Linked DNA regions of Homo sapiens: region 1 is linked to region 2. A link is a contact called in ENCODE Hi-C or POLR2A ChIA-PET data. All regions are on one chromosome and are shown on one strand. Each heading gives the region's core, a stretch centred on a gene start or an enhancer-like site at or near the end of the contact. The rest is flanking DNA. Distances are from core to core; before and after follow the strand shown. Region 1 has its middle 22 kb from the start of LINC01267. Region 2 has its middle 56 kb from the start of LSM3.

The links. Hi-C counts contacts between places; a loop is a spot of excess contacts on that map. ChIA-PET counts read pairs that join two places held with the same protein, here RNA polymerase II (POLR2A). Pooled maps may share reads with other maps.
Region 1: a loop to region 2 is called in a map of cardiac septum, with 10 times the contacts of the local background. The contact joins two enhancer-like sites. A Hi-C loop is called at or near these places in 3 of 168 maps with a recorded cell type or tissue (cardiac septum, heart left ventricle and left cardiac atrium) and 4 of 50 pooled maps. POLR2A ChIA-PET finds 5 or more read pairs at or near these places in 1 of 52 experiments (OCI-LY7).

The regions. Positions count from the first base shown.
Region 1 is chr3:14,372,862-14,377,084 of GRCh38, reverse strand. No RefSeq gene overlaps it. Among named protein-coding and RNA genes, the nearest start is that of LINC01267, 22 kb to the right of the region's middle. RefSeq lists enhancers at 1-88, 89-607. Within about 2 kb of position 2,429, at least 6 of the 41 ENCODE cell types and tissues checked have a DNase peak (open chromatin) inside an H3K27ac peak, as active enhancers do.
Region 2 is chr3:14,232,598-14,237,164 of GRCh38, reverse strand. No RefSeq gene overlaps it. Among named protein-coding and RNA genes, the nearest start is that of LSM3, 56 kb to the right of the region's middle. RefSeq lists cis regulatory regions at 2,552-2,667, 3,954-4,567. Within about 2 kb of position 2,629, at least 11 of the 41 ENCODE cell types and tissues checked have a DNase peak (open chromatin) inside an H3K27ac peak, as active enhancers do.

The DNA of each region.
Region 1 (4,223 bases), core at 1,180-3,679, 140 kb before region 2:
CTTGTAAGTGGGCACCCAGATCCCAGATGCAGGTGTGGCAGCTCTCAGCCCAGCTCCCAGAAACATGTCGGGCTTCTGGTGCTGGATGGGCCTCTCTTCTCCCCGGGCAGCAGACGCCTCAGGCCAGGGCTTCACAACAGTGGGAGGGGGTGGGTGGACTCAAGTGTGGGTCAGCCTCCGTGTTCAAGGTCAGCCATGTGACTGATTAGTGGGGCCTGTGAGTTGCACGGGAAGGGATTTGCAGGGATTGCTATGGAGTGAAGTGTCTTCAGACCTGACCTCTTTCCATGGGGGTAGCTACAGAGGCCTGGCTTACTAGTGGGCTAATGAGCTCTGGGGCCCCAAGTCTCAGGCTCGCCACACAGACCCCCACCCCCAGTCCGCCTCGAAAGTTAGTGATGACCTCAGTTGTTTCCACTGCTGGAGGAGTGTCTCAGTGCACCAGGCACTGCACAGAGGGCTTTATGTGTATGCATGACTGCCTTGAATCCTCTCAACACTCCATGCAGGGATTATTTCCCCACTTCACAGATGAGGAAACTGAGGCTTGGCAAGGTTAAGTAGTTGCCTGAAGGCACATGCAACCCCTAAGCAAGTCCTGTCAAAATACACCTCCAAAACAGCACTTATCCCCATTATCTCTCAGCTGGACAGCTGGAGAGAGGAGGACTACTGATGCTGAACAGGTCAAATTTTAACAAACCTGTATCTTGGATCGGTTGAACATAGACCTACCAGGCTGGGAGTGGTGTCTCATGCCTGTAATCCCAGCACTTTGGGAGGCCGAGGTGGGCGGATCACCTGAGGTCAGGGGTTTGAGACCAGCCTGGCCAACATGGTGAAACCCCATCTCTACTAAAAATACAAAAATTAGCCAGGTGTGGGCCCAGGCACCTGTAATCTCAGCTACTTGGGAGGCTGAGGCATGGGAATCTCTTGAACCCGGGAGACGGAGGTTGCAGGGAGCTGAGATTGTGCCACTACACTCCGGCCTGGGCGACAGAGTGAGACTCTGTCTCAAAACAAAAACAAAAACATACACCTACCTATGCCTCCGTGTCTTCACCAAAGCTAACCACTGTCTGGAACTTGATGCTTCTTGTTCAAAGTATATTTTTATTCTTTTACTATTAATACATATGAATGTATTGACAAATAATATATACCAAATATGTGTTTTTTAAATCTTCATGTAAAGTGGATCACACTGAATGCCTTCTTCTGGAACTTGCCTTTTCTCCTTCCGTAGTGTTTCTGAGGCTCATGATGCCAGCATGTGTAGCTGCCATTCATGCATTCTCACTGCTGTGTAGTATTTCATGCAAGGCTGCAACCCCTTTTGTTGTTCCTATGTCTGACTCCCTCTGATCCAGGTGGCATGGTTTGGGGTCCTGTGTTACGGGTGGGAAAACTGGGGCTCAGAGAGGTTAAGGAGCCTGTGTGGGGTCAGCCAGCTTCTTAAGGGCATAAAAAACTCTGTTGAGCTCCAAAGGGTGTGGTTCCCAGGCTCCTTTATATTCAATAATATGATCAAAAAGGGGAAGAGACATTCAGTTGGCCTAGCCCTGGGGCCACCTCAGTTCTCAGGGGGTGGCCAAGAAGGGGGGCTTGACCTGGCATCCACTGGGCAGGTGGCCCAGTGGTCAGAAACCACTCCCAGCCCCAAATCCGTCCATGACCTCATTTCACCCTAGAGGTAGCTTGGGGACACAGCATGCAGGCCACAGGGTGGACACTGGCTCCGTAAGACACCTCCTGCCAGGACGCCAAATAGGAGAGTCCTGAGCTGGATGCTACTCTAAGACTCTAAGCCTCAGTTTCCTGACTGATAACACGGGGATCATCACCATACCTGCCCAGAGGAAGGCTGGAACACTGTTCAGGGCATTGAGGTGCCTCTGTCCCAGCTTTGTCTGTTTTTATTCATTCGCTCATTCAACAAGCAAGCACTGGACATCTGTTTAGGGGCAAATGCTACACAGGGCTCTGGGGGGCTGAGAATGACTGAGAATTAGGAGCTAGAATGGGGCAGCAGACAAGCTGTCATCACAGAGAGGGTACTGGCTGTGTGACCCTAGGCCACTCTGCTCCCTCCGCATCTCTTTCCTCCCTTGTGGAATGTGCTTTGGGAGGTGCCTAGACCCTCACCTGGCTATAGGAAGTGGGGCTGTGTCTTTCCTCCTGGGTTCCTAGGCAGAGAGAAGGCTACAAAGCCACTGGTGAGCATCTTGGAGCCTGAAGCTGCCGGCTGCCGGCCCTGTCCCCAAGGTGGGCGGGCCCTGGTAGGTGGCTGTGGACATAGTTGGGCAGTCAGCTCATGCCCCAGACATGCAGGCATGTCACTGCAAGGACAGCCCAAGGAAAACCCCTCCTCCTGCTGTCTCTGCCACCCTCCTCTCTCCTCCTCCCTCCCACTCCCCTGGGTGAGGCAGCTGCTTCTCCCAGAATTTCCGCAGCCTGCCCCGGCTGCCCACCCTGCAAAGACCATCAATCCTTGGTGCCTGCACAGGCCCTGCCCATCCTGGCAGGGGCAGCTGCTGCCAGGGGAGCCTGCCCACCCTCACGTCGCTCAGGCACCAGCTTGACACAAACACAGACCAGGCAGGAAGAGCCAATTCAGGTCACCCTCAGAAACGGCTCAGGGCTCAGGCTGCCCAGGCCCTGAGGGGAAGCCTCCTCGGGGTGTTGCTGAGTGTCAAGGCCCCCACTCCACCCCTGTGGTTTATCTGTTTCAGAAAGACCCCATGGTGAGGGGATATGGGCTGAACAGAGGCCCTACCCCAGCTGGAGAGACGGCAGGTCTATTCAAGAGCCTGGGAATCGGGTCGGACAGCTTGGGTGTTGACATCGGTGCTGCCGCCACTTGGGCTGTGTGACCTCAGGCAGGTTGCCTGCTCTGTCTGAGCCCCGGCGTTCTCTTCTGTCCAGTGAGGACCCCTTGCATGGGGGTGTGGGATTCCATGGGACATGGAGGGGGCAGTGCCCTGCAGAGGGGCTGGCATTGAGGTCAGGAAACAGAGTTTAGGGGCAGGGTGGGGAGTATGTCACATGACTCCAGGATGAACGCCGACAGCAAGGGAAGCGGGACTGGTAAGTGTCAGGGTGTGGAGGTGTGGAGGTGTGGGGGCAGGTGGCAAAGGGAGAGAGCCAGAGAGACAGGGGGAGAGAGAGAGAGAGAGAGAAGGCAGGAGAGCCTAGAGAGACAACAAGTGAGGCAGCCAGGGAGGGGGACATTCTCGCTGTGGGTGGGGCACACTGAACCTTCCTGAAAGAAAGGCTCTTGAGCTGAGCCTGGAGGACTCCATAGAAGGGTTGGGTTTTGGGCTGGGGAGAGGGTCCAGTGAGAAGTTGATTGTGACTGAGGACAGGAGGGTGACATGTCCCCCAAACTGGTGCTTGTCGACGCCAGCAGGCAGACCACTTCCGGAGGGCCCTGAGGATGGTCCCACTGTCCTTCCCCAGCCATGGCCCTCCAAGGGATGGAAAATCATGGATGCAGAGAGACAGGTGGAGGAACTGAGGCACATGTGTAGTATCTACCCCCCTTACAACTTCCTCCGGAATGGTCCAGTTGTTCTCTTCTGCCCTAAAACTTCCTCAGAGTTTATTCTTCACCAGACAGAGCCCTTGGCCCTCACCCGCCAGCCTTGGGTGGGCTGCTGTGTGGAGACCCCAGCAGTCTCGGAGCTGGGTAGGAGGAGGAGGGGCTGCAGAGCCTGGACCCCGTGGGCGGCACACCTCTGGCTGAATCCGTGGGGTGGGGAAATTTCTTACCCTCTCTCACCTGCCGAGCGATCTCAGGCAAGTCTTAAGGCACATCTGGCTTTGACTGCCCATTGGTGGAACAAGGTGGTCTCTGAGGCATTTCCAGCTGCACGTTCTCACTTTTGAGAGCCCCAAATGTCTGTGGCAAAGAACCATGGATATATGTCCCATATCTCAGAGATGATGAGAGAGAGTGACAGAGAGGAACCCAGACAGAGAGTGGATACCCCACAGAGACAGCAGGCAGAGACAAGATGGAGTAGAAAAGAGAAGGAGAGAGAGGGGGCAGGGAGAGAGAGAGAGAGAAGCCTAGGAGTCAGATACAGTCAGGGACAAAAGTGGAGAGAACAGAATCAACTGCACACAGGTAGACACGGGGGTGGGGATACATAGATTGGAATGTGGGGGTGGGGAGCACCAGGGAGCCCAGCAGCCGCGTCCCCAGACAGCAGGCACAG
Region 2 (4,567 bases), core at 1,380-3,879:
GTTGAGACTCTGTGGAGTAGATAGAATGTTAGCTTGAAGCTCCTGATGGCATCCTGCCATTTCATAGGGAAAAATCTACTTGCTACTGCAGTCAAGCCAGGGAAAAGCAGAGCCAAGACACGGAGAGAGATTAATTTCTGAGAATCTCTTTGGAGGGTCTGGATTCAGCCATGCCTCCGTAGGCCTTGATTTACACAACACCCTTGACACACAGCTCATCACCTTTTTAGTTGCCCTTCTGTTCTTGGGCTGAAACCTACCTCCCTAGAACTTACACTGACTAGTTCTAGCTCTACTAATCCAAGGGGCAGCAGAAGGCTCTGAAGGCAAATAAATGGGTTTCAAATCCCAACTCTGGCATTTCCTCTTCAAATGTCAATTTAAAATTGGGAGGAGAATACCTACATTAGAGGGATGTTGTGGGGATGAAGGACTATCACAAGTGCTTTGTTTTGGTTATATTGTCATATTGCCACTCTTATAGTCATTGTTATCTGATTGTGAGTGCCCAGACAGCAGGGACCTTGTTTTATTTCACTCAGCCTCCCGAGTACCTGACAATAGTTGGCACAGAGTAGGTGCTCAATAAATTCTGGTTGAAATAAGCTCCACCAGAGAGAGCTACTTGGGGACAGCTGTGATATCATTCCAAATCATCTGTTCTTGTCCCTGCTCTCATCCTCACCATGTCTTTACACAACGTGGATGGTTTTCCTTCTTTAAAAAATTGTACCAACTCAATTATTTTGTGAATATTTGTCAGTTACAAACAAAAGAATGAAAATAAGCTACCACAGTACCAAAAACCCAGATGTTTGGGGTTAGTTTTCTAATACAATACTCAACTATTTTACTTATTTCATGTTTTTCTTAAGAAACAAAACAAAAGCAATCTGCCCTGCAATTTGGACACTAGATCTTTTTCTCACAGCGCCTCTTGCCGTCTGCTGGGAGTGGTGTGGGCACGCTTGGCAATCATGAGCAGCTGCTGACATGGGACAAGCGGGGAATGGGAAGCAGCTGCTTGGCCCATGCTGTCTCCTAAGCCCTAAATTGGTGACGAGGTGTCGCAGACAAAAGACAGGCAGTTTTGGTTTGGGTGGAGGCTCCAGAAGCAGCAGTGAACTCCTCTTGCCAAGTTCACCCGGCAAAGCAGAGTCTGCCTGGCTGGCCACAGTGTGCCGGGCAGCCACTGTCCTTAGAAGCAGTGTGCACCCAGAAAGATAAGCCCACCAGGCTGAGCCACCATCTCCCTCTGTCTGATGGAGGGACAGAGGGAGGAGGAAACATCAGCCGAAAGGCACTGATGCAAAGCAGAGACCTCATCTTCATCTCTTGTCCCACAGTGGCCTTGTAGCTCCATGTCATGATGCCACCCCACACAGCAGCCAGAATCAGTCACCTTCTGAAAACACAAACTAAATCAGACATCAGCAAACTTTCCTGCAAAAGGCCAGAAAGAGAGAAAGTATTTTAGGCTTTGTGGGCCAGCTGGTTTCTGTCACAACTGCTCAGCTCTGCCTTGTAGTGTGAAAGCAGCCATAGACAACATGTAAATGAATGGGTGAGGCTGTGTTCCAATAAAACTTTATTTACACAAACAGTAGGTGGGCCAACATGACCTGTGGGCTATAGTTTGCCAGCCCCTGGATTCTATCATTGGACCCTCTGTCATGGCTCCTCATCCTCTCAGAATAAAAGCCAGCTACTAACTGGGGGCTTCAAGGAGCTGCCTAGCTTGGCCCCTGCTGACCTCTCTTCCTAGACGTCACTCCCTGGTCACAAGCCAAGCTCATTCCTGCCTCAAGGCCTTTGCACTCACGGTTTCCTCTACCTGTAACACTCCCCTACCCCCACTCCACACTTTCATATGACTCACACAGTCCCAGTATTAGGTCTTAACACAAATGCCATTTCCTCAGAAAGGCTTTCTGTCCCCTCAGCCCTCTGAAGTGACTGTCACCTCCCTTCCAGTCCCTTTTATCACAGCACCTTGTTTCATGTTCTGCATAGCACTCATCACACTTTGAAATGATCTCTTCTGTTTAGTTGTTTCCTTTTTTATTGTCGTTCTCACCCCTAAGCTCTGGCAGGGTAGGGAGCCTCATCTCCAGTGCCTGCTGCCCATACAGTTGGAGTACAGGAAATATTTGGAGAATGAATGAATATGCGAATGGATGGAGACCTCAGTAGCCTCCTAACTTGTCTCCCTCATCCCCTCCCTCCCTCAGTTTCATCACCCACTCTGCGGACAGAGATATCTTCTAAAAATGGTTATCACATCATGGCCTGTCTGCATCAAACTCTCTAATAACTTCCCATTGCTCTTAGAATAAAACTTAAACTTTGCACCATCGCCCCAGAGACTCTGCAAAGAGGGCCTCCTGGCTGCTTCTCCCAGTCCGTCTCTCCCATTCTGAAGAGGACGCTGCCTGTAGGGTCCATCGATGTGACCCCAAAGGGTGCCACTTGGCGCTAAAGGTGTTTTTGCACTGATATCAGAAAATAGGTTATGTTCCAGGAATCCTCTCTGAATAAAAGAATGAGGCCATGAACACCTGACTCATGAGAGGCTGGGAAGTCATCCAGTTTCCTCATCTCACCCCACCCAGGTCAGGCTCTCTCCTGTGACATGCTTGGGTAGAAACAGAGAACGTGCACGATCTTTCAGACTGACGCCAAAGCCCAACAGGGCTCACGCCTTTGGGAGGGTGGGGGTCATGGAATGGAGAGCTTTAAGTGCTTTTTCTGGCCTGACTGAAAACTACATGCAAATCAAAGTGAAAAAGAGAGGGGTGGGGCTGCTAACAGAATAAGTATTCAGACTTGTGGACTCCTTACGCAACCATGTAGTTTATATTGCTTTCTCCAAAGTTGAAATTCCACTTGATGAAATTCTACAGCAGAGATGAGATCATGTGGACAGCCCACAAGGGTCTATATAGCTCTTTGCTTGGGCTATACTAAGGTGAAAGATTAGAAAGTTGCCACCTCTTATCATCTTCTCAAATAGGCCTGGAGAGTAACATCAAAGTGGCCAAAAGCAGTACCAATTTTCTAAGTGACATTGCACAAAGTATGTAATCCAAGTTACAAGAATATCTGTATTTTTTTTCATGAGAGTTAACAGAAGTATTTTAGGTGGTGGTAAACGTGGCCCATGAGTCCTTCTGTTTTTTCTGAATTGGCCTTCCTGAAAAGATGATCGCTAGTGTTCTGCAGTGCAGTGTTATCAGCAAGACACAATGTACACCCCACTTCTGGTCATTTTTAAATCTAGGCCAATGCACCTGGCATCATACCTTTTCCAACTTATAAGTGACCACTTGGACCCACTGTCCTCCGATCTTAGTTGATCTTGACTTGTTTTCACTTTATCTCATTTCTCCTATTGTGAATATTTGCTTCCCACCCTGAATTCCTCTCTCTTTCTGACTATCTCTGGATTTTGCCCTTTCCTGACACCTGGATCCTGGCTCTCCTTCTAGAAGTTTAGCCCAACTTGCTTATACCACCTTCCCCTCATTCCACCATTTCCTGGGGCCCCAACTGATGCCCAGACAGATACACCTTGGCCCTGAGCCCCTGAGCACAGAAGAGGAGACCATGTTAGGTTATAATGACATTGTGAAGAACAGGACAGACATGGTCTGCCCATCACTGCCCTTTTCTTTCTTTCTTTCTTTCTTTCTTTCTTTCTTTCTTTCTTTCTTTCTTTCTTTCTTTCTTTCTTTCTTCTTTCTTTCTTTCTTTCTTTCTTTCTTTCTTTTTCTTTCTTTTATGAGACAGAGTCTCATCTGTCACTAAGGCAGGAGTGCAGTGGCATGATCTCAGCTCACTACAACCTTTGCCTCCTGGGTTCAAGACATTCTTGTGCCTCAGCCTCCCATGTAGCTGGGATTACAGGCATGCACCACCACACCCAGCTAATTTTTTGTATTTTTAATAGAAACGGGGGTTTTACCATGTTGCCCAGGCTGGTCTCGAACTCCTGAGCTCAGGCAATCCGCCTGCCTCGGCTTCTCAAAGTGCTAGGATTAAAGGCACGAGCCACCGCACCCAGCCCATCAGTGCACTTTCAACCTCGTCTACAACATCCCATCCACCACTTCTCCTCCTCTACCACAACACCTCCAAGGACAGGAAGCTTACAACTTCCTGGGACTGTCCTTTTCACTTTCTGACAACTTTATCAGAAAGCTCCAGCTGTCAACGAGCTCTCAAGCCCTGAAGTAATCTGTTTCCTGCAGAGTGCTGATGGTGTGGTGTGAACTCCAAGGCAGCTGTCATCATACACTCATTCGCCTATCGCTGGCTGAGACTCCCGCTGGAGCATGCGACATAAGTTAATCACTTCCACTTCTCACCAGCGGGGCTCCTTGTCCTTTTTCTGCCTCTGGCCATTCATGCTCAGCAGACAACTGATAGTCACAGCACTGACTGGAACATAGGCAAGATTCCGGGCCAGCCAGATATAGCCCATTATCGCTGCAGCTACAGTGTGCAAGCTCATTGAGAAGTCAGGGAACACTTTATCAATGAGGAGGCTGTCCCAGAAGCTCTGGCG